7 separate regions of the Mus musculus genome follow, and regions 2, 3, 4, 5, 6 and 7 are each linked to region 1. Evidence: chromatin loops called from intact Hi-C (ENCODE). Cell type or tissue: left cerebral cortex. All regions are shown on one strand.

Region 1 (4,000 bases):
TGTGGGGGGAGGAAATCTCCCTAGAATCCTTTAGAAGAGGGAGGGTGTGTCCAAGAGTTTAAAATGGTGCTTAAAAGGCAGGTTCTTGGGGAGTGTCCCCAAACACAGTAGCAATGACATGCGAGGCGTCTAAAAGACGTGAAACTTGAAAGATCCCATGAGTTTTCCGCGGGTTAACTAATCTGATGCACCTGGCTTTGTAAAAACTGGTTCAGCCAATTGCCAGAGTTTCCGTGTCACCCATTCAGAACTTAAGGTGACTCAGTCTCTGCCCGACTCTCTGGGGACATTCTGATCCTACTGTAAGGCCCCTTCTTCCCTCGTGTGAAGTTGCTTTTTTCTTAGGCATCTAAAACAAGCATACCTTGTGCCAGCAAAATACTCAATTTAATTTATTGAATTACACAATATTCATTTTACTTGCTGAAAATTTCAATTCATTGGGCAAGTTTAAAAAAAGAAAAGCAAACATTTTGTTGTTTTTGTTCTGTTGTTTTGAGAAGGCACCCCTTCCATTTGTTAGACTACAGGAATCAAACTCGGGACTCTCAGCAGCACAGCACGGAGTAAACTTATGGTGGTTTCCTGAGATGAGCGTAGAACGGAATCTGCTGTGAGGCACAGTGGGAACACCACAGCTGACCCCACTAAAGCGCAATAAAGGTTCTTATCTGACAGACGGAAACACAGCAAATTAGTGGGGACAACTTAAATATGGAAGCTGATATGCACTGGGGATGGGAGAGGAATGTTGAGGACGAAGGAGGTGGTGGCATGGTTTGAGAAAAGCACACATTTTCTGCTTTTAGAGAAGAGATGTCATTTTGCATGTAATCTTCATATAAGATACACAGAAGGCATTGACGTGTGCTTTAGCTGGTAGAATCGGGTTCAGCTGTTTCAAAGAGGCTGAAAAAAAAAAAAACTCTGCTTAAGGTCTAAACGACCAACAGAAAAATCAGCAGGCATAGTTCAATGTGAGGTATGCAGTGGACCTCTTTGACTTGTCAGACGTGGGCTTTATCCTCTGATTCAACAAAAGCCCCTCACTTCTGCTTTCAAGACGGCCACAGAATTCTCTCTGTTGTTTCTGTCCTCTTAGTCACGGACTAAGGAGAGAGATTATAGTCAGACCTGCGTGTCTAAGCAGCCATGCCCTTTGAGGAGGATCTGTGTCACGTTGTATAAATATAAGAGCCTTCACGATGGCCGGTGCCTGGGAGAATTCCGTAGGGTGTGCACTATAAGATAAAGCTGGCTTACACCGCCACAGGTGGGGTTCTGGGTAAGCTCATGTGTTGGTGGAAAGGAGAGCCAGGGATGACTGAATTCAGCCAGGCTCTGCTGCTTGATGGAGTGATGTTGTCCAGGCAGAGCTTCTCGTTATCGGCTAGCCTGGCTGGCCTTCAGAGGACCATGCTCATGTGACAGAGGCTCCTGCAGAGCGTATGGGTCTCAGGCCGTGTCAGTTATACCTGTGATGCACTGTGGAAAAGAAGAGCCCCACTAAGACAAAAATACGGATGCCTGTCTTTCCAGTCCTTATCTCCTGCCACCTACAGGTTTCCGTCAAACAAGTTGTACCCTCCCTGCCAGTAGATGGCACTCTTGCCTCTGGGAATTCCTGAAGAGGCTGGCTATGGAACTATCAGCAGCAGTGTGGATTTGGTGTGGGTTTTGATAGGCTGTTATCGCCCAGGTAAAAGTGACAATCCTGACGACGACGACGACGATGGTGATGGTGATGATGATGATGTTCTAAGCATGTAACTTTTTATATAATATAGGAATAGAGTGGGGTGAGGATTTCTTTTCTTTCTCTCTCTCCCTCTCCCCACTCCCTTTCCCTCTCCCTCTCCCTTCCCCTCTTCCTCTCCTCCTTCTCCCTCTTCCCCTCCCCCTCTCCCTCCCCTCCCCCCTCATGTGGCAAGTGAGTGAGTGTGTGTGTGAGTGTGGTGTGTGTGTGTGGGGTGGTGTGTGTGGGTGTGTGTGTGTGTGTGGTGTGTGTGTGTGAGTGTGTGTGTGTGTGTGTGTGTGTGGTGTGTGTGTGTGTGTGTGGTGTGTGTGTGTGGTGTGTGTGTGTATGTGTGTTGTGGTGTGTGTGTATGTGTGTGTGAGTGTGTGTTTGTGTGTGTGTGTGTGTTTTCTGAGCAGAGATTGGGTGGGTGTACATTGAGAAGCTTCATAGTACAAGGTTTAAGAGCAGGGGTTACGCAGACCTAATGTTGAGGTTGTGATTTGCTGTTCATCCCAAGACTTCATTTCTATTATTTGCATGCACACCTAGTCTCCGCACGAGGATGACACCATGAGGGGGGGTGCACGTGATTTTAAACCCAGTCTATAGTCAGCAGTACATATCCTGAGGGTAGCCATGGGAGCTGGAGTGCTTGTGAAAATAATGTTAAGTCGTTACATCCCACGATTGTCCACAGAAGGTAGGTCAGATCATTTTAAATCAGTTTCTTTTGAAACTTGAAATTTTCTAACACGTGTTTGTAGACTGTCGTAGCTAACAATAGCAGTCAAATCCATGGTAACCACTCAAAACTCGGACTTAAAAACACACACACACACAAAAAAAACTTTTAGCCAGAGTTTGTTCATACATCTTCCAGTTTTGAAGTAACTATTTTGTTCTTTGTTACAAAGTGCTCTCTTATGTGGGTTTTGGATATACTAAACTGGAGGGAAGGAGGTGTTTTAGCCAGCAATGGAGATGTCACAGTGTAGGGGAAGGTCTTAGCTCTGATCCTGCCCAAGCTATAAGCTATAGAACAGGCTGGCCGCCTCTGGGATCCACACTCAGTACCTGCTCTTTGCACAGCCGTTGCACTGTAGCTCAGCCTCCTGTGAGCCGATTCCTGTCTCTTCAACTGAACTGATAAGATGTTTTGTGTGTATGTTTTCTATCAGTAACAAATTCTAAAATCCCATTGGGACAAGACAGCGATCGTCACAAATCATTGACACTGCCTCATTGTGGCCATAAATCAATCTGTCTTCCTGGCTGTTATTATTTTTTTTTCATGTTTACTGGGTTTGTCAAGTGAGTGTCACATAAATATCTTTGGAAGTCTGAGGTGCTTCGGCTGGGTGATTTCCCATAAGGTATTTCTGAAGCATCCAGACAACATACATTCCTGTCAGTGGTGTGTTCGCCCTGTGAAGTTTTCTTCTGTGGAAACTGTGGTACTTCGATTAGAGTCCTATGCGTCAGAGGGAGAAGAACACCCCCCCAGGGGGGGGGTAAATTTAACTTTCCCACCTTTTAACTGAATGACTTAATGGTGAAAAGCTCTCGGGAGGATGAGGACCTCAGCTTGGGAAGAGAGCTTCGGTTTCCTTCTCCTGCACTGCCTCCCTTCCCCCACATTGCCTCCATTCCCCCATGGTTAGGATACAACCTAACCATGTGTTGTGTACACAGGGCTGGGCCAGGAAGTTTCTCTGAGATACTCAGTGGTATGGAATCAAAGTCACGGTATGAGTAGCATGGGCTTTTCTTTTTAGCCTTTTCGTTTTGTTTTTTGTTTTTTGTTTTTTGTTTTTTGTTTTTTGTTTTTTTTTTTTTTTTGGTCTGGCTGACCCTATGCTGAACTCCTTACTGTATGTCTTTGCTCCTTCCTTCCTTCCTTCCTTCCTTCCTTCCTTCCTTCCTCTTTTCTGCAATACCATTTCCTGTAAGGATTTTTTAATCCTAGAATACAATGTGAGGTTCTTAAAGTGAGTCCATGGACTCCCCAAGTCTGTATGGGTAAGAAAGTAAGTGTTAGGTAATTTGTCTCTATAACTTCACATCTTGGCCTGTGTGTGTGTGTGTGTGTGTGTGTGTGTGTCTTTGTGTGTGTGTCTTTGTGTGTCTACAAAGCTGGGCCTGGGCATGTGGATGAGTGTGGGGGTCAGAGGTGAATGTTGGGTGTTTTCCTCTCTCTCTTTTCATCTTAGGTTTTGAGACAGAGTCTCTCACTGAGCCTGAAGCTCACTGATTTGGGAATCC
Region 2 (4,000 bases), 75 kb before region 1:
CTTCCTATGCGTTGCAAACCCCTTCTGCTCCTTCAGTTCTTTCTCTAATTCCTCCATTGGGGACCCCATGCTCAGTCCAATGGTTGGCTAAGAGCATCTGCCTCTGTATTTGTCAAGAGGGACCCATGACTCCAGCTGCATATGTAGCAGAGGATGGCCTTGTTGGACATCAATGGGAGGATAGGCCTTGGGCCCTGGGAAGGCTGTATGCCCCAGTGTAGGGGAATGCCAGGGCAGAGAGGTGGCAGTGGGTGGGTGGGTGGGTGAGCATCCTCAAAGAAGCAGGGGGAGGGAGGATAGGATAGGGGGTTTCTGGAGGGGAAACCAGGAAAGGAGATAACATTTGAAATGTAAATAAAGAAAATATCCAAATAAAAGAAATGAATAAAAGGTAAAAAAAAAATTAGAATGTCTTTTCTTTTATTGCTTTGATTGCCACTTACACATGCTTAACCTCTAAACTTATATCTAACACAAAATTTCCTTCTAAGGTCTAGGACTAAAATATTCAGCTCCTTAACTGACATCTCTATTTGGAGCTCTGAAACCCATTTAGTTTAACATCTTGAGTATCTATGACTGCCCTGTGATCTTTCCCATAAAGCAGCCAGTTTCTATCCATCTCTTCATATGAGCCAGGGACCATCAAATCATTCTTAGAAAGGTTTTATTCCCCCACCTCATCCCTAATTCATCACCAAACTTAATAATTAATTTTCTAGAGTGTTTCTGAAATCCATCTACCTGCTTCAGTCTCCACCAGGAACTTTTTTTTTTTTTTTTTTTTTTTTACAAATGACCAGACTTACAGACAACCAGTCTAATGATTGCCTCATAGTCTATATTTGCCACATGAACCTTTGAAGAAATAAAAACATATGTGCATCACTTTATTGCTTATAGTTTTTCAATATTGTGTAAGAGCTCCTGGTTGAAACCAGAGGGAACGTTTCTGTATGTACACTTTCTTGCAACTTTCACGTAGAAAGTTTTTATGTGGAATATAAGCAAACTTTGAGCAAACAGTGGAGTACAGTTTGCAGGTGGTTTTCAGTGGCTTTTGTGGAGATTTAGACAGTTAATTCTCCAAATATGTGGGCAGAATCAGCAGTCACCATTGTCTTTAAAATTCCTATGTAATTTAGATGTCTTAGTTCATGTCAAACCTGCTTCGAACAGTGACACATGGTTACAGATTTAATACCTTGAGTCTTAAAACTATCAAGACCAGGTTAAGGTCTATCAAGATAGGTGTAGTGGTTTGATTGAGAGCTGTGCCCCATTCCTCAGATAATCAAAGATTTGGTTCCTAAATGGTGATACTGTTTAGAGAGGTTTAGGACTAACAGTCTGGCTTAAGGAATTACATTATTAGGAGTGGGCTTTGAGATTATACAGCTTCACCCAACTTCTCTCTCTCTCTCTCTCTCTCTCTCTCTCTCTCTCTCTCTCTCTCTCTCTCCATATGTGTACACACACACACACACACACACACACACACACACACACACACACATTATGGTTGCTGTTGGTGATGTGATCAAGCTCTTAGCTCCCTTCTCCCAGTGCCATGTCATGCTGCTTGCTGATATGTCTCCCTGGTGTGGTGGTCTCTTATTCCTCTGAAACCATGAGCCACAAAGTCTCTTCCTTAAGTTGACCTTAGGCACAGTGCTCTACAATAACATAAAAGTCATTAATGTAGCCAGGGGCCACCTATTTCATTCACGTGGTCAGTTGGATGCACTGTCTCTTAGCAGAAGACAAGAGATGGAGGCATTCTGAGCAGATAGGCAATTTGGCAGTGTGGCTGTGTGCTACGCAGAGGACTATGGCTATCCAACCCCACCTGTGTTCTCCTCGAGTTGCTTTTAACTAATACAGAATTGTATCCTTTATGCTCCCTTTCCTGGGTGGCTCTGGAGGAGGGTTAGCCAAGGAGAACTTTGCTTGAGAGGTGGAGAGCAGAAATGAGAGAGCAAGGTGAGCAGAGGTCACTGGACCTTACCTCAGCCCAAGCACATCAACATGAACTTGCTGGCCTCACCTTGCTGGCCAGAGGCCACAGCCACCGCCGCACTTTTCCTACTCACCAGATCTCATCTTTCACTGCCTCCATTGCCCAAGCCCAGAGTATGTGCTGCAGCGCAGCTGAAGGAACAAGAATTTTTTTTTTGGCATCATCATATGTCATCAAAGCTGGAAGCAGTAAGGGAAGAATGTAGAGTCTAGATTTCTCTTCTTGTTCTTGCTTCACATCTAGCTCTTCTTCCCCATCATCAGCCCCACTAATCTGCAGCCACTTCAGAGACAGGGGCATCAAACCTTCCATACAGTCCCCACAAGACAGCACAATGGCTTGAGTCCAAATTCCTATAACAAAATGCTTAATCCACATCAGTATTAGTTAGTTTGCTTTTTAAAAATCAGACCTATCGAAGAACAGCAATATCAACCAACTGGGCGCTCCAGAGCTCCCAGGGACTAAACCACCAACAAAAGAGTATACATGGATGGCTCCATGGCTCCAGCTACATAAGTAGCAGAGGACTGCCTTATCTGGCATCAATGGGAGGGGAAGCCCTTGGTCCTATGGAGGCTCCATGCCCCAGTTTAGGAGAATGCTAGTGCAGTGAGGTGGGAATGGGTGGGTGGTGGTGGGGTGGGGGCACCCTCTTAGAGGCAGAGTGGGGGATGGGATGGAGGGTTTGCAGAGCAGAGACCAGGAAGGAGGACAACATTTGAAATGTAAATGAAATAACCAATAAAAAAATCAGACCTAGCTTATATTCTTATATAATGTTGAGCCTAAGACCATTTAAAGACTTTGTTGTTTGCTGTTCCTACCAAGCTACAATTGCCCACCCACTGCCCTCACAGGAGACCAGAGCAAAGCTGGTGACAGTTAGAACTGTACATCAAACTCACAATTAAGAGCATAATCTCACACGCCACAGAGATCCAGTAAATCCAAGATCAGCTGCTTTCTCTGTGAACTTGAACCTGGCCCTTCACCGTCATGAGACTGAGTTCTATCACTTGCATAATAAACACAAGAAGAATGAGCTGTATATTCTGGGTCCTTCAGAGAAACGAGGCCAAGCTGACACACACATGAAACGTAGCATAAGTAATCATCTCATGTGACTGTGGGGGCTGAGAAGTCGCGCAGTCTCTCAAGCCATAGTCAGCTTCAAGTCTGAAGGTCTAAGGACCACAGCAACCAATGGCGTAAGTGTTGGTCCAAATTCAGAAGGCCAGTGTCTCAGCTTGAAAGCGTTCAAGTTGAGAGTGAATTCTAAGTCTCCCTTTCCAACTTTTGTTGCCATCTGCCTCTGTCAGTCTATAAGAGAGTAGACTCAGCATATACCACGACAAAGATTTCACTTACAAAAGACTTAAATAAGACTTAAGGACTCATCACAAAAAACCTGCTCACAACTGTCCATCAAAATAAACTGCATGGAGTGCTTAGTCAGGGCCCTTCTAGCAGTAAGCTTGCACCAACTCCTGTATCAACCCCTTCGACCTTTGATTTTCAAAGCAGTTTATATGAGTTTCTTGGTATTAAAAAGACTCAGCTTGGAGGAATATGGTCTATGGTGAGCTCGTCTCAGATTGCAAACCCCCATATACAATTTTCTGTTATTTTCGAATAAATTCAGTTACGCCGAAGAGCCTTGAAGGAGGCCCACCCAGATTGTGTGGACAATCTGTTCTACTTAGTTTGTTGGTTCAGATGAAGAACTCACCTAAGCTCACCCCCATGGGACACACTTAGAATGTTCTGGCAACTCATGCCCTAGTCTAGTTGAGAGTTTAAGTTGGCTACCATATACTCCTATATTCTGTTCCCAGCACCCACATGGTGGCTTACAACCATCTGGAACTCAATTATAGAGGAATATGAAATGATCTTCTAGGCTCCGTGGGCACCAGACATGTGCATGGCACACACACACACACACACACACACACACACACACACACGCACACACAC
Region 3 (4,000 bases), 240 kb before region 1:
TGACCAAGAAACTGTAGCAGAAGTGACATTGTGACAGTTTCTAAGGTGAGTCCCCGAGAGAGCGCCTGCTCCATTTAGAGTGTCCTGGAACTCTCTGGAAGCCTATGAACAGTCTCACTCTGGTGAGTTCATGTGCAGGTGGCAGCCACAGCCCAGCCCAGACTTCCAGCCACCCTTTCCCAATCCACCTGTGATAAGGTCATCTTGCCTGTTTTGAGCAGCCCATTTATTATCTGGGTACCGAGTGACTTTAGTACACCCCACAGTGAGCAGAGCCACCAGGCAAACCACGAACTCAGGGATGGAATGAAGTTGCTCTTCCTTTCAGCCACTAACTTTTGGAAAAATTCTTTCTCACTCCCAAGGAAGAAAAAAAAATGCTTCTACTTGATTTGAGTAACATGTCAAATTAACAAATAGTGATACTGATCTTCAAAACGTCTCAGAGAAAATGACACTGGCTGGTTCTCGGAGTCTGAAGTTTTAAATTACTTGGGACAGCTGGGTGTTGTGGTTTAGGACAAAAAAATGTTCCATCACTGAGGGATGAGGCTGAGGCAGGAGGATTGCCAATAGTTCTAGGCCTGCCTGAGTAGATTGTAAGACACTCTCTCTCTCTCTCTCTCTCTCTCTCTCTCTCTCTCTCTCTCTCTCTCTCACACACACACACACACACACACACACACAAAGAGGAGGGAGAGGGGAGAGGATGGAAATGGAGCCAGAGGGGAGAGGAAAAAGAAAGATAGGAAAGAAGAAAGAAATAATGAATGAATTACTTGGGTTCTTGTTAGAAATGGACATGTATTGAGTTGTGAGACTGGACCCTTCAAGTCTTCATGTTTAATTAACTTCCACCTACTTAAAAATCTCAGCACCACTGAGTTTGCATAAAAAGCATGGGCAGGAATGACCTAATTCCTTCCTGACTTTAGTAGCATGGTCCCAGACAGCACCCACTGTATCACCTTGAATCTTAGTAGGGATCTGGTCCTCAGACATCATCACAGAGCTCACAAAATCTGCAGCATGAGAACAGGGAGCCACGATGGCTGGAGTAGGTCCTATCAGGACACTGCCGGGGAATAGGACTCAGCCTTGCTGCTCATTAAAATCGCCTAGAGAACTTGGCAAAACAGAAAACTGATGTCCAGGCTTCATCTCAGACCCGTTAGATCACAACCTCCAAGGAACTGGCTCTTAAAAGCTTCATGGAGATTTAATCGGTAGTGGTAGTCAAGGTTGAAAACCAATGGTTTCATTTCTGCCGCCCGCCTTCTTATTTCCAATGTGTGTACAGTTACCTTTGGTAAGCATTTCTATGTCTGAGTATTCTTTCCTTTCGTCAGCTTGAGATAGGAATGAGTCTGATATGTTATGTCTTCAATAGCGTTGCACTTGAACATTAAAAACGGGCATGCCATTGTGAATATTTGTAGCACCTTGGAATAAGTGCCCCATAGACTGGAAATGCTACAATTGAGTCTTTGAAGAGAAAAATATTAGAAAAACTGTTTAATGACTTTAGTCTTCTTGTTTCCATCAAGTGAGGAAGTGCATAAGACTCTAATTGATTACTATAGAGGATGTTCATATATCTGTGATTTTACACTTCTACCAGCAGGTGGCAGCACAACTTAGGAAAAAAATCAACTTGGCTGGTAAATCCTGTACTTTAGAAAAGATCATCTTTCTAATGTGAAGGTGACAGTAAAGGATCCAGTCACTAATGTTGTACGTAGTTTCCATTAGAAATAATAACACGACTCTGCAATTAGTTATGAAACAGGCAAAAGCAGGGTTCCACCTGTTTCTTTATAAAGGAACCAGCTATGACCCTGAGGGCCGTATGGTCTCTGCCATACTTATTTGGCTTTGCTATTATGTCTCAAAACTGGCCCTAGCAGATACACAAGAGTGAAGCATGGTGATATTCCAGTGAAGCTTTATGGGCAGCCACAAGTGGCTGGCTGGGTTAAGCTCGTGGGGTGAGCTTGCCGGTTCCTGACATGGAGAGAGGACCACTTCTCAAGCCTGGATGGCTACCAGAGTTACTCATGGAACTGGATAAAACTTTGGGGTTTTTCAACATACATCAAGTTTACTAAATCAAAATAGTTATGAGTGGAGCTCATGCAACTGAAATGAAAACAACCCCCCCCCAAAAACCAAACCAAAACAACAACAAACTCCTTCTGACTGAAGGAACCATTAAGTCAAAAATAAGGATAACTGACTCTTTTGGGGAGCCGTTCATAAGGCCCACCTTGGCAGAATATCGTATTCTCAGTATCCACAATATAAAAGATATGAATATAAAGCCTAGTTCCGGTTATAGATACACCCGAGAAAGGGCTCATTTGGGGCTGGGACTCAGTTGGTAGAGTGCTTGCTTAGCATACTTGATCTTCTGTACCCCCAGAACTGGGTGAAGTGGCACCCACCTATAATTCACACCCTAGAGGTGAGTATAGAACTACAGGAGACCTTGTCTAAAGGCAGATGGGGAGAGGGAAAGGAAAGAGAGGAGGTGTATATATTAAACCTGTATGAGTCTTGGGAACATCTTCGCAAATTCTTGCCTGTCCTCAATGTCCTGGGGAGATGACTGAAGACAACAGTAAAGGAAAAGCCACGGGAACCACTTTAAAGCCACAGGGTAACACTGTACAACATCCCTGCCTCAAAAAGAGAAGGACAAACTGCGAGGTACCACTGTATAATACTCCCTGCCTCCCCACATCCCCGCAGATCGTCAACAAATGTATAAACCCAGCAAAAGCTTTCTGTGCTTGGATTTTTTTTTCCTTGCATGACTGGGTGGAGAAGGGCAGTTTAGGACTTCAGCGTGTACAAGAGAAAGCCAAAGCTATTGCAGTGGGAGGAAATGGGGTGAGAGCATTGTAAATACCGCACGTCTGCTCCTCATCAGAGTGAGGCTGCCCCAGGCTCTGTCACATTGGTCTGAGCAAATATCTGGACGTAAAGAGGGCCATGCTTTAAAGAAGCTGCCACTGGTGGTGTTAAGAATAGGACCGTAAATGTCTTTGCCCGTGGTCCTATCTGAAACATACTGCTCATCTGAGATATTTGTTCAATAAACAATATGGCTCTTTTTTTCTGGAACGCACACAGTCCTAGGATGCAGGACATAATGATCTCTTTCTCACTGCTGAATGTCCCTTCGCTCTTCCAGTTCAGGGCAATTCTCTCTCCTAGCCCAGCCTCTGCCTCTTGTTCTGCTACTGAAATGAATATACTCTCAGTTTCTTACCACGCTCAGTACCCACATGCCAGGAAACAGGTAAGGAGCCAGGTTTAACCAGCTACTCCTCCCTGCCCCAGGGTAAACAAGTCCTTGAGACGCTGGAAGTGTTGGCTCACATGCGACAACAGACTAATGTACACTCTAAATCCCTGTACAGGTTATGTGTGTGTGTGTGTGTTAAAATGGTTGAGCTCAACTTCAAGAGCTTCACAATAAGAGGATTGTCCTTTAGATAGGATCTATTCATGGTTATAAAAGTGGAGTAATTATTATTATGGCATTGGTAGATTTTGTTTTTAAGTGTGTTAGGTGTTGGAATGGTCAATTCAAGAATCTTTTTTCCTTCATTTTCTCTCTCAGTGTGTGAGCATGTGTGTGTAGGTTCATGTAGAGGCCAGGGGCCTCAGGTGATGGCAGGCATCTTCCTCAAATCATGTCTACCTTAATTTTCTAATTACTTAATTAAAAAGCCAGCACACAAGGTATTAGATGTCATTATAGTGTTTTTGAACAGTATCCTCAAAGACAGCAGACCCAAGCAGTGCACACCCATATTGACTTCTGCTGTATTCACAGCTGCAGGGGAAAGGACCCTGCCTAGATGTCCACCCATGGATGGATGGATAATGAGTATGTGGTACATATCTATCTTCTTTTTTCCTAATAATTTATATTTTATTCACTTTACATAACGAATCCAGCCCCCTCCCTTCTCTCCTCCAGTCCCTCCCT
Region 4 (4,000 bases), 87 kb before region 1:
AGGTGTGTGTGTGTGTGTGTGTGTGTGTGTGTGTGTGTGTGTGTGTGTGTATGTATGTGTGAATGTGTGTGTGTGTGTGTGTGTGTATGTATGTGTGAATGTGTGTGTGTGTGAATGTGTGTGTGTATGTGTAAATGTGTGTGTGTATGTATGTATGTATGTGTGAATGCGTGTGTGTGTGTGTTTCTAAGATGTATCTAAAAATAATAAGACAAAAGCAAAGCTATTTTGTGCTTTGGTTCAGGTATTAAGACATAATGTTATAAAGATTGTGTGGTTGTTTTAAAAATCACCTCTGTGAGTGACATGCTATATTAGGTCCGAAAGCATAGAGCTATGTTCAAATATATTATTTCAATATATTCCGTTTCAAATGGTGTTATATATTTGTCTTAATAATTCTATAAAAACCAGTATTACCTGGGGAAATTATTAGTCTGTCATTGAGTAATGCTTCATAGTTACCAGTTATGACTGGACACATTACCTACTTTAATTCAGAGAAGCTTCTGGGTTGTAACATTGAAACTTTTTTTAAAGATTTATTTAGATATTTTATGCGCATGAGTGCTCCATCTTCACATACACCTGCACACCAAAAGAAGGCCTTGGATCCCGTTATAAGAAGTTGTGAGCCACTATGTGGTTGCTGAGAATTGAACACAGGATCTCTAGAGGAGCAACCAGTGCTCTTAACCGCTGAGCCATCTCTCCTGCCCCCCCCTCCTTTTTTAAAGACATTGAAATATCTTTAAGTGTGAGAAAGCTATTGTTAAGAAATTTAGAGATGCGAACCCAGTAATAAATAGTGCAGGGACAGTTTGGCCTCTGATCTGTTCAGCTCCAAACTCTGTACTCAAGCTCTGCATTTGTTGGCATCAACCATGGCAGCCGACCATGCAGGAGGCACGCGTGCAGTTTCTGTGTGCTGTGGTTTGAATGCATGTTCTCCATAGTAAGTATGATGAACTGTAATGGGCCATGCTACAGTGCAAAGAGATTGAGTCTTCAAGGGGTGATTGGGTCAGGATGGTTCCTCCCCACAGGAATGGGATTCAATGTCCCCAGAAAAGACATCTGAAGATGCCTGTCCATTTCTCTCATTGGGGAGCTGTCTTTCTCCAAAGGACACCACATCCACTGAGGGGCAATTCTGGAAGCAAGATGTTCCCCAGGACCACCCTGGAACTTTACTAGTTTGTTTGAAGTCCAGTTCTCTGCAGGCTTCTTGGGCTTTCCAGGAAGGATGTCAAATTGAGCTGCCAGTTGTATGAACTGGAAAAAAAAAAGGTAAACATATTCAACCTCCCAGGGCATAAAGTCAAGTCACCTCTGAAGGCCCGTGGCCCCACCAGGTATCTGATAACTTCCTTAGACCTAGAGTGGATTTATAGTCGCCATCTCATCTGCTAATTACAGTCTGCTCACCAGGAAAGCCCTCCTTGATTCAGCTAGACTAGAAGAGGCCATAGTGATTACTCTTTATTTATAAGTGACTGATTCTATTTTCAACTCGAATTCCAAGTCCTGTGCAAATACATCCCTAGAAAAAGAATTACTATGGCAACTGTTCATTCGCTGTGGTGATACAGGCACAAGCCTGGCTGTTCATCAACCTAGACGAGGCAAGTTACTGATGTAGATGCGCAGAGAAATGGCAGCCCCTTGGGAAATATGACTCTGGGTCAGACCAAGTCATCAGCCTGTGGGTTCTAAGTCCTGGTCCTAGGTTAGTGTGAAGGACTCCTGTGATGAGTGTTGGGTCTCCAAATGCTGGTCCTGAGCCAGCTGGGTTCCACACTCCATTTGAAGGGCATTGCTTCCAATTAACAATGATTTTTGGGAGCATATGGGAGTAGGGGAGTGGGAGGGTGGGGTAGGTGGTGCCACCACGTACATGTGAAGTCAGAGGACATCTTGTACGAGTCACATTTCTCCTAACTGTGGGTTCCAATGATTGACGTCGAGCCTTCTGGCTCAGTGGCATGCCCCTTATACCTGCTGCTGTGCTTTTTCCCCTAGGACACGATAAAAGTGGTAGGTTTAGACCGCACATAACAATGCCCTTATTAATTTATTTACTTAATAATCACTTCGCAGATATCTGCTCTGAATTAGGCACCAGCATCAACACTGAGGGCCCAGAAACATCACCTACTGTGACCAAATAAGTGAATCTGGTGAGAAGGTTATAGCTTGACTTCAAAGCAGCTCATAGAATGAGAGATGACAGCGCAATGGGATAAGCGGCTTCATTGCAGGACTCTGAAGCAACCATAGCTTAGAGAGAGAAGAAGAAGTGAGTAAATTTCCCAGGAGGAGTCAGGGGATGTTTCACCACAGAAGGGATGATGGAGCTTGAAGAAAGTAAACAGGACCCTGAGTGCTGATAGGAAATATCATGTTAAGAGGTAGCTAGGCAATAGCACACGGTAACAGGAGGTACCTTGCTGGCGATAAGCCTGGGAGAACATAACAGGAGCATCATAAGCCATGGGTTTGGCTCTCACCTCTCCTTGATGGGAAGTCATTAGAAGAATGGAAATCATGCCATTAGATTGCCTAATGATGCCTGGGGTAGTTGGTTAATGGGAACAAGAGGTTTGGGAACATCACCGAGAAGGAAGTTACAGGCATCAGGCAAGAAATGACAAACTTCCAGACCAAAGCTCATGGCTGGGAGACAAATGAAGGGCACATGTTGTCTGAGAGGCCTTTGGAAAGAACATCAATGGGATATCGCAAGTGATGGAAGAGGAGGTCGTAAGAAGGTAGAATGACACCTCACTTGATGTAATCCTTCCTATGTGTCACATGAGAATGTGTTCAGTATAGCTGGGCGGTGGTGGCGATGCCTTTGATCCCAGTACTTGGGAGGCAGAGGCAGGTGGATTTCTGAATTTGAGGCCAGTCTGGTCTACAAAGTGAGTTCCAGGACAGCCAGAGATATACAGAGAAACCCTGTCTCGAAAAACCACAGAGAGAGAGAGAGAGAGACAGAGAGAGAGAGAGAGAGAGAGAGAGAGAGAGAGAGAGAGAGAGAGAGAGAATGAATGAATGTGTTCAGTATGCTTTGAGGTTTATTATAGACATTAATTCATTTAACCGAGCAATCTCGGAAGCCCTGTTATTAGTCCAATTTTACTGATGGGGAAATTAAACTGGAAGGATGCTAAATAACTTACTGTGCCTCACATTGCTAAATGGTAAAGACAGGACTTAGATACCAGATAGTCTGGTTCCAGAGTCCTTGCTCCCAAATGCTGCCTTAAACAATTTCACAGGACATGATTTTACCAGGGATAGCTCAGTTCATGGAATTCTTGAATGATTTTTGTCCTTAGTTTTTGTCTTCCAAACACCAACCAAAGGTGCCAAAGAGAAACCAAAGGTCAAAGTTGGAGCCTGATTTTCAGAGCCAAGTGATTGGTGGTAGGCAGACTCTATGGTACTGTGCATTTGAAAGAAGACCCAGCCATACCCATGATGAATGGGGTCCCTGAAAATCACTAAAACCTGCAAAACCATTCGTTCATTGCTTGCGAGAAACCTACTTAGCATATATAGTGGGCCATTATTCTCCTGTAGTTCACAGGAGAAGAATCTTCATAGAACGCAACGGAGGCTACCTATCCTGATGACTCCAGGAGTGAAACCAGATGGACGCAGAGCTAGCTTTCAAGTTCATATGCTGGCAATGGGGAAAGACAACTTACTAACAACCTAAAAATGACTCCCCCCCCCCCCAGTCTCTCACGCACATATTCTTCAAACTTGGCCCAATTCCTCTGAGCCGAGAGCAGAAGACATGGCAAAGTTCCCAGGAAGTGAAGTCGTCAGGAAGATTCTTCTAAGACCCGTTTTGGGTGGCGTCAAGCAAGCGATCATTGAGGAAATATCTGAGTCGTTTTTAATGTGCCTCCAGGTTTCTGTTGCACTGCCTGAATAGGAGTCTTTGTGTATTCTGTAGTCTGTGTTATTGGCAGAATTTGAAGATGAA
Region 5 (4,000 bases), 400 kb after region 1:
CCTCCCCTCCCCGTCCCCTCTCCCCCTCCTCAGGCCCGCGCGTCTTCCTCCCGCACGCGCCGTCGTTAGCCGAGCGCTCGCCGGTGCGCGCCTTCCTTGTCCCTCAGGCAGCGGGGCGGGCGCGACCCTGCTCCACGCTCGCGGTTCCCAGCGAGGAACGTACCACCAGAGCACGGGGGGAGCCGGCCGCCCTGCCGCCCGCGCCTCGGCGACCCCGCGGGGCTGAGGCGACGCCGCACCCTGCAGCCTGAGCGCACAGCCGGCCTTGACCCAGAGCTCGGAGCCGCGAGCGCCGCGCCCTCCGCCGGCCCCACCCATCCGGACCGCGGCCATGGCCGAGACCGAGGAGCGGAGCCTGGACAACTTCTTCGCCAAGAGGGACAAGAAGAAGAAGAAGGAACGGAGCAGTCGCGCGGCCAACGCGGCGAGCGGCGCGGGCGGGAGCAGCGCGGCGGCGGGCTCCAGGCCGGGCGATGGCGGGAGCCTGGGCTCCGGTGCCAGGTCGGGCGACGGCGGGAGCTTGGGCTCCGGCTCCAGGTCGGGCGACGGCGGGAGCTCGGGCTCTGGTGCTAGGTCCGGAGACGGCGGGAGCTCGAGGTCCGGAGACGGCGGGAGCGCGGGCCCCGCCGGCAAGGCCATAACGAAGGTGAGGGTCGGGAGGCCGGCGGCCGGCCGCATGTGCCCGCCCCCGCCGGCCCGGGAGGCCACGTGACTCGGGCTTCGCACGTCGGCCCGGCGGGCGGGCGGGCTCGCGGTCCTCGGCCCCCGGGGCTCGTCTGGCCGCCCCCGTCCGCGGCCCTCTGCGCGCCGCGCCCTCTGGGCCACGGGGGTTGGGCCGGTCCCCGGGTGACGTGTGCCCGAGTCCTCGTGGTCCCGCTTGAGCCCCGCTGGGGCCGGATTTCATGTTCTTAAGGTGTTCCGAGGCTCCTCTGTGCCGCCCGGGCCAGCGTGGCTTACTCTCCCAACCACGGCCACGCAGGGCTGGGAATTGAGTTGTGGAATTTCTGTCGCCTTCTCTCCGCCGCTCAGCTCGCCCTGGGCTTGGGTTTAAGTAAAAGCGGCGGCAGAGAGGGCGTTTGGGAATTAGGCACGTCTCCGGATCTTGCAGGAACGGGCTAAACTTTACCGTCCGGCCACTAGCCCCAATTTTTGAGACAAGGTCTCACGGTGTAGCTCTGGTTGGCCTCCAGTTCACAAAGAGCCTCCGGCCTCTGTCTCTGGAGTACTGGGATTAAAGGTCTGTGTCACTGTCTGCAATTTTGTTTTTTTTTTGTTGTTGTTGTTGTTGTTGTTTTTTGTTTTTTTTAAAGATCACATTTATTTGCTTATTTGTGTGCGCGCACTCCTGTGTACGTGTGCGGAGAGGTTAGAGGCCGGGGTAAATTCTCTCTTCCCACCACGTGGGCCTGGAGAGTTAGACTCTCTGGTTCTCGGTGTTGACTGCCGCCGATTCTTAGACCGACTCAAGAATCCTGGCGACCACTGATGGAATTTTTCCGAGTCTGGAATCTGTTTACCAAGATCTCTAATTAATTAATTCGATGTTTCGCGGGTACCTTTACCAGTTTGGGGAATCCCGTTGGCCCTTGATGCCTTTTAGTCTGAAGTGGGCTTACCAAAAACTAATCAGGTGTTGTTTCTTCCATAGGATGAAAATGAGTGGAAAGAATTTGAGCAAAGAGAGGTTGATTACAGCGGATTAAGAGTTCAGGCAATGCAAATAAGGTAGGATGTGATTACACGTGGGATTAGGTAACCTTGTTAAGTAGTGCACGCGTTTACTTTTTTTTTTTTTTAAATGCCCTCTGTGTCATTAAATTAGTTGCCAACTCTAAAATCCTGTGGTTTCCCTATTTGCAGCTATGTGGATTTTTGGCTTGACTAAAATGGATTTTTGTCATTTAAAAATTTTTAACACTTCGTGTTTGAATTTAGGTGGTCTTCCCTACCCCTAGTAGGGCTCCTGTAGTTCACTCGCTGCCCTGAGAACTTACTGTGTGACTCAGGAGAAGAAGGGGCTTGTTTTTTTTTTTTTTTTCCAAAAAAAAATATTTGAAGCGAGTTGCCTGTGTAATACATGTCTGTACTGTCTTCTGGAATTGGAATTACAGCTGTTAGTGTGGGTTCTGTGAGCTGGACCCTGATCTGTGGAAGACCGCTGAGCGACATGTCACCTTGAACTCTTAATTCTAAAGTGTCCACCCAAATGTACCACCAAGCTGTGCAGGAACTTAGTTTTTTCTTTTACTTACTTAGTAAAATTGTTTTCTAGTTCTCTCTGGTAATTGCAGTGTAGGATACTTCCAACATACACGAATTTGCATTGACCATGAAGCCACCTTGAATACCCACTACCCCAGTCAAAAAATTGAACGTTAATAGAGGCTCTTCTGAACCTATCCCCAAAAGTAGCTTACCCTAGCCCTCGTTTGCACAGTTCTTAGCTGTGTATTCCGGACTGAACTTGAGCTGCTGGAATTGCAGGCCTGTGCTACCTGCCATTTCGGGCTCTGAGGTGACTGGTTTTCAAAGTTCAGGAAAACAGTCATTTTCACAGTTGGATTGGTTGATTTAAGAGAACCTACATTGTCACGTTCAATCTGTGGTAGTTCATTTTAGATCTGGTTTTAAAAGTAACATGTTTGGAAAGATTTTTTTTTTAAGTAGAAAGGGTAAGTATTTAAGGTAAGGTTTTTGAAGTTCAAAAGTGAGTAGGGCTCTATTGCCTTAAAATCCTTTACTCATCTTACACAAGCAAAATGATTGGAAATTGTCTTTGGTTTGAAGCTTGCAATTTGTAGAGAATTCCAGTGACCATATGGGACAGTTGTTGAGGAAATAACTTTCTTAACTCTAAATTAATCTTTTAAAATCTAGATTATATATGATCTGAGGTAACTTATTGAAAAGCCAGGTAGTATATTTTAATGTATGGTTAGTGTCTGTACCACCCAGGCATTCATATCCCTAGGTGTTCTCACTTGTGAATTTACCAAATTAAACATTGTTTTTTATAGTAGGGAACTTAGAAGTTATCTCCCTTTTTGGTGTGGCTTTAGTGTTTTGTTTTGCTTTGTTTTTCCTTTTTTAAAGATTTAATTACATATGTATGTCTGGGATGTATATGTACATGTATGTGCATGCAGGTGCCTGTCGAGGCCAGAAGAGAGCGCATCAGTTCCCTTGAAACTGGAGTTACAGGTAGTTGGGAGCTGTGTTCTAGGGACTGAATTTGTATCCTCTACAAGAGCAGTATATAAGCTTATGAGTAATTTTAGAAAATACTTGGTGGTGAAAGCCTTAACTGTCAGCTGTTGAGAAGCTGAGGTGGGGAGAATAAGAAAAATCAGGTGCGCTTGGGTTAGAGTGAGTTTAAGGTTACTCTGAGCAATTTAGTGAGACCCTATCTCAAAACTTAAAAGAAAAAGTAGAAAATGTTCTTGTTTTGTATCTCCAAGTCTGATCTATAAATCTGGAGAGGGAGTTTACAGGTTCCTTTCTTTTATCTGGATGTGGTCCCTGCTCTGAAGTTAAATTATGCCCTTGAGTGGTAATTTCTGGACATATTGACTTGAATTTTAGTGGGTAAAAGTAACACTTTCTGAAGGTAGAGGGGTGGCCTTCAAGTTTTTTCAGTATAAAATTTGATTTTGTTAAATTATGGAGAACATTTAAATTGAACTGGTTTTCTAACAGGATATAAAATTCTTTATTTTAACTTTTTTAGAGTCAGGAAGTTGTTAATAAACTGTTAGGATCTACTTGTCTCTGCCCTGCAGTGTTGACATGCCTGGCTTTCATGTGGGGGCCAGGGGTTTGAACTCTGCTCTTTTTACTTTTACAGCAAGTGTTCTTACCATATATACAGATGAACAGTTGTGATTTACTGTGTTGGTGAGTGAATAGATTCAAAGAGTGAATGAATAACTGAAAGCAACTGCTTCAGTGTATGCAGGTGTAAATGCCATGTAGGTGGGAATCTTTTTCACCTTTTTTGGAT
Region 6 (4,000 bases), 130 kb after region 1:
GTGCTCCCAGATGCTAAGAGGCTAGGATGCCCCTGGCTCCCATGATGCCTGAGGAAATATCCCCACTGGTAATAGAGGAACTGTGTGCCTGTTCCTGTTAGTAAGCAAGCTGCTTGACCATCAGGCCTTACCCATGGTGCAGAGACAGGAAAGGAGCTGCACTTAGGCCCTGTAGATGTCCAAGCAGTGCATAATATTTAGCCTTCATGACAAGCAGCATCCTCTTGTTTGAGGAGAAACAAACATGTACTTCTTTCTTTCTTTCTTTCGGCTCCCATTTCATCCTCTCATTTTGCAGTATAGCCTTCTTGTCTTTAAGACTTCTTGCCTTTCATAGCAAGCAAGGAACCTCAGGGCGTTACCTACCCCATAGGATCCGTTTTTGGTATGATGCCCCCTCCAAAAGAAATACAGAAACAGATTGGAAAATGCTTGAATAAATGAAAATGATTAGATGACCGTCACAGCCTGAGTGTATGCTCAGGCAAGGGAGGCGCATGTGCAGCCCAGGGAAGTTCTGAGCTCTTCTTTGCTCTTGGCTAATAAAATGGTTATTGTCCCTGGCCAAATGCCCATCAGTCACCTGACTCTTCCTCCCACCAGCCATGCTGTCTATGGATTCAATGCCACCTGGTCCCCAAATAAAAGATAAAATCTCTTCTTTAATTTCAAACTCATTTCTGGAGCCGTGCAACTAGATTCATTGTGGTAAGGAATCAGAGTGTGTTTAAAGTGAAACTACTTAAAATTTGGAGCTTGTATCCTTGGTTAAACTAGCTTCTGGTTTAAGTGGTCAGTAGCTGCCTGTGACTTGTAGCTACTGTCTTGGTCAATACAACTTCTGTAATATTTCTATGACCTCAGAAATTTTTACTGGACAGCCCCCTGCATCAGTCTTACAGCAAGTCACCCATGCATGTATTCAAACAGGCACCAAACACCCACTATGTTCCAGTATTCTGAGCATTAGATATCCCCCAGTTGGAGGGAGAGACAAAAACTGCCTACCATGTACATTTTGATTTAAAAGCCTGTGTCTAGATGTCAGTGTGTATCCGTGGATTAAGGACAGACAGCTGTGGCAAATAGATGACTTGTTTTCTAACTTCCTGGCACATGCCCAGTCTGACTTGGGTGTAATTAGTTGTGGCCATTGTTTGTTTTGTCCAGCTTATCGATCCCATGTTAGACACTGACTTGCACAGCAGAGATGGGTAATATGTTTGACTTATCTCTCCATGTTGACTGTCCCTGTTAATCTTTCAGGTTCTGAAAGGAAGGTTTCTTTGTAAGTAGTTGTTCTCAGATTTACCTATTTGGATCAGTTCCAGCAGCCTGTGTTTCGAATGTAAATTCGATGCTGGGAGATGGTTCAGTGGATAAAGATGCATTTGTAGTCCAGCCTGACGACCACATGTTGGTTGACCTGCCACAAACCCTGTGTTGTTAAGTTCTACCTTATACTTGGGAATTTCTCAAAGAGCAGTAACATCACTAGCCCGGGAAGTTGAACCGTGGAGACAGGTGACATTTCTAAATCATCCACTGGAAAACAGATTCCCTTTGCTAGATGCTTCCAGCAAGATCCTTGAATGCCTGCACTAGCCCACTAGAGAACTGCTGGATTACAGTAGGCTGCAGCTGGAGTGAGCATTGGAAGCTGGTCTATCTGTTCCAAAGTGGAGATGTAAATGACTTGTCCAAGGTCACAATTATATATTAAAACTCTTACCGTACCATAATCCTAAGGCAGAGACAATTGTGAATAAAGCAGGGGGTTCTCTACTTCAGTTTATTATACATCTTGAAGGGCTTGAAGCTGATTGCTGGGAGCCCACTCTGAATTTTCTGATTCTGGCTCTAAGTAGAACCTGATAATATGCATTTCTAGTAAGTTTCCTTATGTCAGTGGTATAAGGACTGTATCTTAAAAGCCACGGGTATAAGCCATATCATTACATTATTGAAATGGTAGTAGCTTAAGGAGAGAGAACTGGTCTACCTATTAGCAGTCTGGGGAAGGAACCAGCAGAGAGGTATCCATATCCATGCAGGTCTGAACTAGGATTTGGCACCACCTAGTGGCTGACATCTAATGCTGTTTCTTCATGGATGGAGACAATGCTGAGTCCTGTGGTTGAGTTAGGCTCTTAGAATCTATTGGATAGTGAATGGCTCACCAGCTATCTCCTGGTTTGCAAGCATTTCTTTTGATGCATTGGTTTGGGGAGATTGAATTTTGAGGCTCAGCAGCCATCTTTAAACTACTGGCTACTTCTGTATGTGCCTTTACCTCTTGAGCCTGTATCCCACCCTTCCCCAGCAGATAAGGGCAGTTCTGTCTCAGAAGCTGGAGAGGAAGATGTACTATGTCCTAAATTGTACTGTAGTGGGAATTTTTTTTTCTGCCAGTGATAGAACGTGCAAAACTTACACATCACACACCTGCCTCAGCAGCAGCATCTTCGTCCTTGTCACCGTCGTTGTCCTACCTCTGGGTTTTTACATCCTTCCATATACACCTGTCAGAAATCCGTTTGAATGCCCAAAGCCTTAGCTTATGCTCCCCCACCTCTAAGACTCATCCTAACCCTCCCGTCTCCACCTCTGGAGTGCTCTGGCTACAGCTTGAGTGTCTAGCTATCGAGTGACTTTTGATAAGATACTCTCTCCCCCTGATAAACTGTCAGTCCTCTGGGAGTCAAGGCGCCATTTCACTTGGTCCAGTGCAGCACTGTTATATCACAAGGCGCCAGTTTTATGAGACCGACCTCTGCCACCTTCCATACACACCGTCACCTTCCACCAGCCTCTCTCCTTGCAGGTGGCTATAGTCCATGACGAGGAAAGGGTCTTCCCTGCACTCCGAGGGGTAGCCCTTGCTGTAACCCCAGCTAAACTCAACTAAGATCCCTCGTGGTGCAGGTCATGGAAAGAACGACTACCCCACCTTTACAGCAACTGATGCCAGTAGCTTCTGTTCCTTGTCCGGCTCTAGTCTTTGCAGATCCCCACACACCCTTCCTTCCCTGAGCCTCCCTTTGAGTCGTCCTCATTCCAAGCACCTGGTGAAGCATGGCGAGGGAACACTGAGAGAGGGGTTAATCGGAGTCAGAGGAGGACGAGAAAGTGCCTCAACACTGCGCATGTGCTGCTTCAGACTGGGACTGTGGGAGAGATGGCGGATCTAAATATTTAAGAAACACTGAGTCACTCCCTCTGTGTGGTGAATGTGACTTGCAAATGTGCTTTTCATTTATTGTCCCGCCTCCTCTCATAAAACTGCCACTTGCAGGAGAGAGGAAGAGTGGCTCTGGCCTAGCCGTGCCTGAGTAGTGTGTGAAGCCGAGGCAGGAATCCCACTCTTTTTCCCAGGGGCACAGTCGTCCCTGGGGAGGTCCCTTTGGTATTTGGGGGAGCCTCTTTTCCTCTGTCCTAGGTTCAGTTCTCACTGTTAAGCCCGAATCTTAATCCTGAGAGTCATTTCCAGTTGTCCTACCCCAGAACCCGGGTGTTAGAGTTCCTGGAGGACGAGGAGTCTATTTTTAAAATAGATTCTGGGACTGGGGAGGTAACTCACTAAAGTGCTGGCTGTTCAAGTAACGAGGACCTGCGTTAGATCCCTGGAACCCACATGAAATAGCTGGGTATGATGGAATGTGCTTGTAATCTTAGCACTAGGGTGGTAGAGGGACCCAGGGACCTGCTGGCCAGCCAGCCTGCTCTACTCTTGGCACGCTCCAGTCCAGTGAGGTAACCTGTCTCCAGAAACAAGGATGGCTGATCCGGAGGAACCACAACCCAAGGTTGAATCTCTCCAACATACACAAACATGCACATACACACACACATGCAGAGCGACAGAGACAGACACACAGAGAGACAGACACAGAGAGACTGGCTGACTGACTGACATCAGTCTTGATGGACAGCTAGCTTGGGAAACCATTAGTCTAAATAACCCCTGAATGATTTGTTTCTAACCCAGGCATCAGAGCAC
Region 7 (4,000 bases), 260 kb after region 1:
TTCTTATGCTCATAATAGACTTATTTACTCTTTCTCATAACCCTGTCTTTTCATGGTGCAAACAAAACCTATGGCCGCATCCCTAGATCACAAGATCCAGGAGCTCAGAGCCAGGCTAGAATGAATGTTTTCTTTGATCATTAGCTTGTCCCAAGCCTATTTTTCTCTTCCAAGTACCACTACATGCTTGTGACACAGGAAAGCTTGCTGTGTTCCTTGTCTAACTTATGCAGCCCTCACTACTCTACAAGGAGAAGGCAGGTTCTATTCTTAATTCTAACTTTATTATATCTCTCTGCCATAACTTAACCTTAAACCATCTCCTTAAACATTCTATCAACTACCGTAACTTCCTAAAACTATTTAAATCAAATCAGGAATTCTATGAAATCATTAATCCATTTAAATGATATTTTACAAAAGTTCATCTTCATATTTATGTGCAGGAAACTTACTCAGTAGAGTGGGCTGTCTCTCAAGAAGCAATGACAGCAGACTCTATAGGTAGAGAGGGTCTCCCCACACCCACTCACACCTTGCTAGATTCAGAAAGAACCGCAACATCAAGGAGCAATCCAGAGACAAACCCCCTGGGGCTGTGCCTCTCCTAGGTACATCCATCTCAGCTGTGCATAGTGGACCATAGGCTGTGATCCCTGCTTCTGAAATAGGAAGGAGATTGAAAAAACTTAGCACGTATTAGTAAGCAAATTATTAACAGTCACACGTGAGAAGTAGCTGCTTTCTAATCTCCCATGCGTGTCGCCCTCGATTATAGTTGGGACGCCCTCGATTATAGTTGGGATCCCAGGATTGTCTTATCATTCTGTTCCTACACTTGCTAAAGAAAATAAACACATAAATAGACACACAGTACCGAGGTGTCAGGAGACTCTGGTCATCACCCGCACCGTTGAGTTAGAAAACTGACGTCAGTCAAGGCAGGGCAGACACAGCCTAGAACTACTCCCCAAGGACAAGTCGAAGCTGTAAGAGGAGCCTTCAGGTGCTGGGGGGCAGGGGTAGTACACTCTCTCTAAAGATCTAATTGTGTCCACACTGGCCTTTTATAGCCCAAGGGGACAACAGAGTCCACTTCCTTTATGTTTCTACCTGGGTCCTGACTACCCCCACATCAAATCTGTGTCCTTGGTCACAGACATAGCCCCTATGGGTCATCCTTGGCCATTATACTTAAATATACAGGAAATACTTAAATCAGTATTTAGATCAGTCTGGTCTCGGGACCCTAGGTGTTGTTTGGACTGTTTCCATAGTCCTGCTCCATCTAATGACCAGACCAGCTGGGCTCTCCCAGGTCCGAAGGCTCATGTTTCAACCTTCCCTGCTGTCTGTGTACCCCAGAGCACCTCTGCAGACCTTACAGCAGACTCTCCATCCTCTGCCAGGCAGACAGACTGGTACCAAAGTGCAGGTGTAGAATTTATCACCGCTGGCGAAGGGGCTGGGAGAGAAGCCAGGTTTCAGAGAGCAGCAGAGGCTTGCCCCGTGCTATGCTTTCTCCAGCTCATGATTCCCCTGGTTCTAATGAGGGAGAGAGGAGTATATTGAACTCAAAGCCTGCACAGCAATGGAGGGTCAGCAGCTCACCTGCCTTCCACGTCACAAACCCTCCCAATAGCTGGAAGGGCATCAGTGTACAAGGGCTGAGGAGTGGTTAGTCTCCTGAGCCCTGCCAGATACTTGCTGCCAACTCTGCTTCAGAAGAGAACTAAAATTGACTGGCTCCAGGCCACTAGGAGCGAGGGCCAGGAGCCATGTGGCTGCTGCGCTGGTCTCTGCTGCCACCATCAGGATGCACAGGTCCTGCTGCCTCCTCTTAAGCCTCGGGCCTGCCAGTGGTCATTACTCACCAGTGTGTGCTCTGGGTTTTCACAGAACCATGTGGAGGCTCTGCTGAGCTCCCTTGGCCTGTCTCACACTGTGGGGTGTTTTCTCCCAGCCTCATCTGGGAGAAGATGGAGCTTTAGGGAGGGTTAGATAAGGAAACCAGAGCAGAGACAGATGTGCTGCATCACCAGTGCAAGTTCAGCCTGATAGGACAGAGGAGAGCCACTCCCTGGCCTTGATACTCGCCCCAGAGCAAGGTTTTCTCCAGGCTCTGGACCATTAATTCAATATTCCAAGGGGTGTTTTAGGACCCATAATTCTTAGCTCTGCTCATTGTCCAGTGAATGTTAACCATGAATACAAGCATAAACATGTGCCTGTATATGCAGAGTGTGTGTATGTGTGTGTGTGTGTGTAGGACTTACATGGCTTTTTAATTACCACATAAGAAAACCTGGGTTAATTGCATACACTAGCAAGATTTTGCTGAAAGGACCCAGATATAGCTGTCTCTTGTGAGACTATGCCGGGGCCTAGCAAACACAGAAGTGGATGCTCACAGTCAGCTATTGGATGGATCACAGGGCCCCCAATGGAGGAGCTAGAGAAAGTATCCAAGGAGCTAAAGGGATCTGCAACCCTATAGGTGGAACAACATTATGAACTAACCAGTACCCCGGAGCTCTTGACTCTAGCTGCATATGTATCAAAAGATGGCCTAGTCGGCCATCACTGGAAAGAGAGGCCCATTGGACTTGCAAACTTTATATGCCCCAGTACAGGGGAACGCCAGGGCCAAAAAGTGGGGGTGGGTGGGTGGGAGGGTATGGGGGACTTTTGGGATAGCATTGGAAATGTAAATGAGGAAAATACGTAATTTTAAAAAAAGAAAAAGAAATAAATGATGTGATTATTCAGGAAAAAAAAAAGAAAGAAAACCTGGGTTAGACTGGTTCTTACTATGAAGCAGAAAAAGATTGTCGCAAAAGGAAGTGTAGTTAGGTGGGTAGTCTCTTTGGAATTATGGACCAATGGGAGGAGGTGGTGGGGAGAAGGCAGGACTCTCCTTAAATTGTCACTCTGGCCATGACCCACTCAAGCTAAACTATAGCTATCTCTGGACTGTAAGGTAGTATCCCCCTGCTAGACTTCTAACCCCCACATGCTAAGGTGAGGAGCTGGGCACTAAACCCTCTTAGTTGTGGCCTTATAACCAGGACATAAGAGCTGAAAACTACCCAGTCCCTGTCTTCTGTCAGTTTAATCCTTTATGGAGTGCCCTGAAGTGCTAAAACCAGCTTGTGGAATCAAACACGCCTGCCCACAACCCAGCCCTGGCCGCCCTTGACTGTGAACTTCGCCAGCGGTCCTCCGCTTCCTCTTCTCTGGGATGAGAGAGACGTCTGCTGTGTGAGTTCAGGTCCTTCAAAGGGCAGATGCCAAGATGGAATCAGGCATGCCAGGCAGCTGTACTATAAAATACCACCCAGGGAGAGCTGGAGTGAGCGAGGCAAGCCCTACGCAGCCATGCAGGCCCTGAGACACAGAAGGAGATGGGAGATAAAGGAGGTGGAACAACGTCTGCGTGTTTCTGCTGGGTTGGTGGAAGCCTTGAGCTGTAGAGGGATCCCAAGAGACTGTGCATGCTCTGTCGGCCCTGCGGTAGTCCGTCCTGGGGCAGGTGTCAGGGATGGTGGTAAATCTGAAGGGGCAGCAGGGTTTCGGCAGCGTATCTCCACACACTTGCAATGCTTGCCCCCTAGACCTTTGAAAATCAGAGCCAGTGCATGGAGGGTCTTCAATCAGGGTTTGCCGCAGGGAAGGGGCTCAAGAGACAGCAGAGAGGAGGGGTGGCTGCCACTCATCCCGTGTGGATTCTGGCCCGGCAGTTGGCAATGCAGCAGGTATTTGGAAAGGTTGGATCTTCTGGGGGAACCTGTGGGGCTTTGATCACTTCTCAGAGCCCACGGAGTCCTGTCGAGTGAACAGAGTACGCAGGGTTCCGGCTTCATACCAGTGATCCTTCTATCTATCTATCTCTCATCTGATAAGTCACAGAAGATTCGTTACTGGGAAACCCACGAGAGCTTGCTTAACTCTCAGGGCTGTTCTAGAACTATGGACAGAGGGAGCCCCCCACTCATTCCTC

The links. Peaks named below come from ENCODE experiments on the same cell type or tissue, not always from the same donor. Only the 100,000 strongest peaks of a DNase experiment are listed, where the experiment ranks them.
Region 2: it touches region 1 in a loop (3-fold over the local background); 3 of 42 quality-filtered maps call a loop at or near these places.
Region 3: a loop joins it to region 1, with 7 times the contacts of the local background. A loop is called at or near these places in 27 of 42 quality-filtered maps.
Region 4: a loop joins it to region 1, with 2.1 times the contacts of the local background. A loop is called at or near these places in 3 of 42 quality-filtered maps.
Region 5: it touches region 1 in a loop (1.9-fold over the local background); 2 of 42 quality-filtered maps call a loop at or near these places.
Region 6: a loop joins it to region 1, with 7 times the contacts of the local background. A loop is called at or near these places in 38 of 42 quality-filtered maps.
Region 7: a loop joins it to region 1, with 7 times the contacts of the local background. A loop is called at or near these places in 39 of 42 quality-filtered maps.

Annotation. Positions count from the first base shown.
Region 1 is chr9:103,756,742-103,760,741 of GRCm38, reverse strand. The region is part of intron 1 of Tmem108 (transmembrane protein 108); the gene reads left to right. Among named protein-coding and RNA genes, the nearest start is that of Tmem108, 3.1 kb to the left of the region's middle. In left cerebral cortex, a CTCF peak has its summit at 1,589 (motif pointing right); DNase peaks (open chromatin) are centred at 607, 1,082, 1,593, 2,351 and 1 more place; H3K4me3 peaks cover 1,557 bases; H3K27ac peaks cover 510 bases.
Region 2 is chr9:103,831,502-103,835,501 of GRCm38, reverse strand. No RefSeq gene overlaps it. Among named protein-coding and RNA genes, the nearest start is that of Tmem108, 72 kb to the right of the region's middle. In left cerebral cortex, no CTCF peak of the experiment used is centred here; a DNase peak (open chromatin) is centred at 2,094.
Region 3 is chr9:103,994,341-103,998,340 of GRCm38, reverse strand. No RefSeq gene overlaps it. Among named protein-coding and RNA genes, the nearest start is that of Gm33054, 6.0 kb to the left of the region's middle. In left cerebral cortex, a CTCF peak has its summit at 1,622 (motif pointing right); a DNase peak (open chromatin) is centred at 1,632.
Region 4 is chr9:103,843,872-103,847,871 of GRCm38, reverse strand. No RefSeq gene overlaps it. Among named protein-coding and RNA genes, the nearest start is that of Tmem108, 84 kb to the right of the region's middle. In left cerebral cortex, no CTCF peak of the experiment used is centred here; DNase peaks (open chromatin) are centred at 1,610 and 3,877.
Region 5 is chr9:103,361,700-103,365,699 of GRCm38, reverse strand. Cdv3 (carnitine deficiency-associated gene expressed in ventricle 3) reads left to right here. Exons shown (of 5, transcript NM_175565.3): 1 at 1-646; 2 at 1,649-1,725. The coding sequence starts at 332. Among named protein-coding and RNA genes, the nearest start is that of Cdv3, 2.1 kb to the left of the region's middle. In left cerebral cortex, a CTCF peak has its summit at 1,506; DNase peaks (open chromatin) are centred at 850 and 1,433; H3K4me3 peaks cover 1,956 bases; H3K27ac peaks cover 1,190 bases.
Region 6 is chr9:103,622,925-103,626,924 of GRCm38, reverse strand. All of the region lies in intron 2 of Tmem108 (transmembrane protein 108), which reads left to right. Among named protein-coding and RNA genes, the nearest start is that of Gm32682, 52 kb to the right of the region's middle. In left cerebral cortex, a CTCF peak has its summit at 2,098 (motif pointing left); DNase peaks (open chromatin) are centred at 2,079 and 3,211.
Region 7 is chr9:103,492,351-103,496,350 of GRCm38, reverse strand. The region is part of intron 4 of Tmem108 (transmembrane protein 108); the gene reads left to right. Gm16252 (a long non-coding RNA gene) reads right to left here. Exons shown (of 7, transcript XR_003948081.1): 4 at 456-3,825. Among named protein-coding and RNA genes, the nearest start is that of Bfsp2, 14 kb to the right of the region's middle. In left cerebral cortex, a CTCF peak has its summit at 1,810; a DNase peak (open chromatin) is centred at 1,784.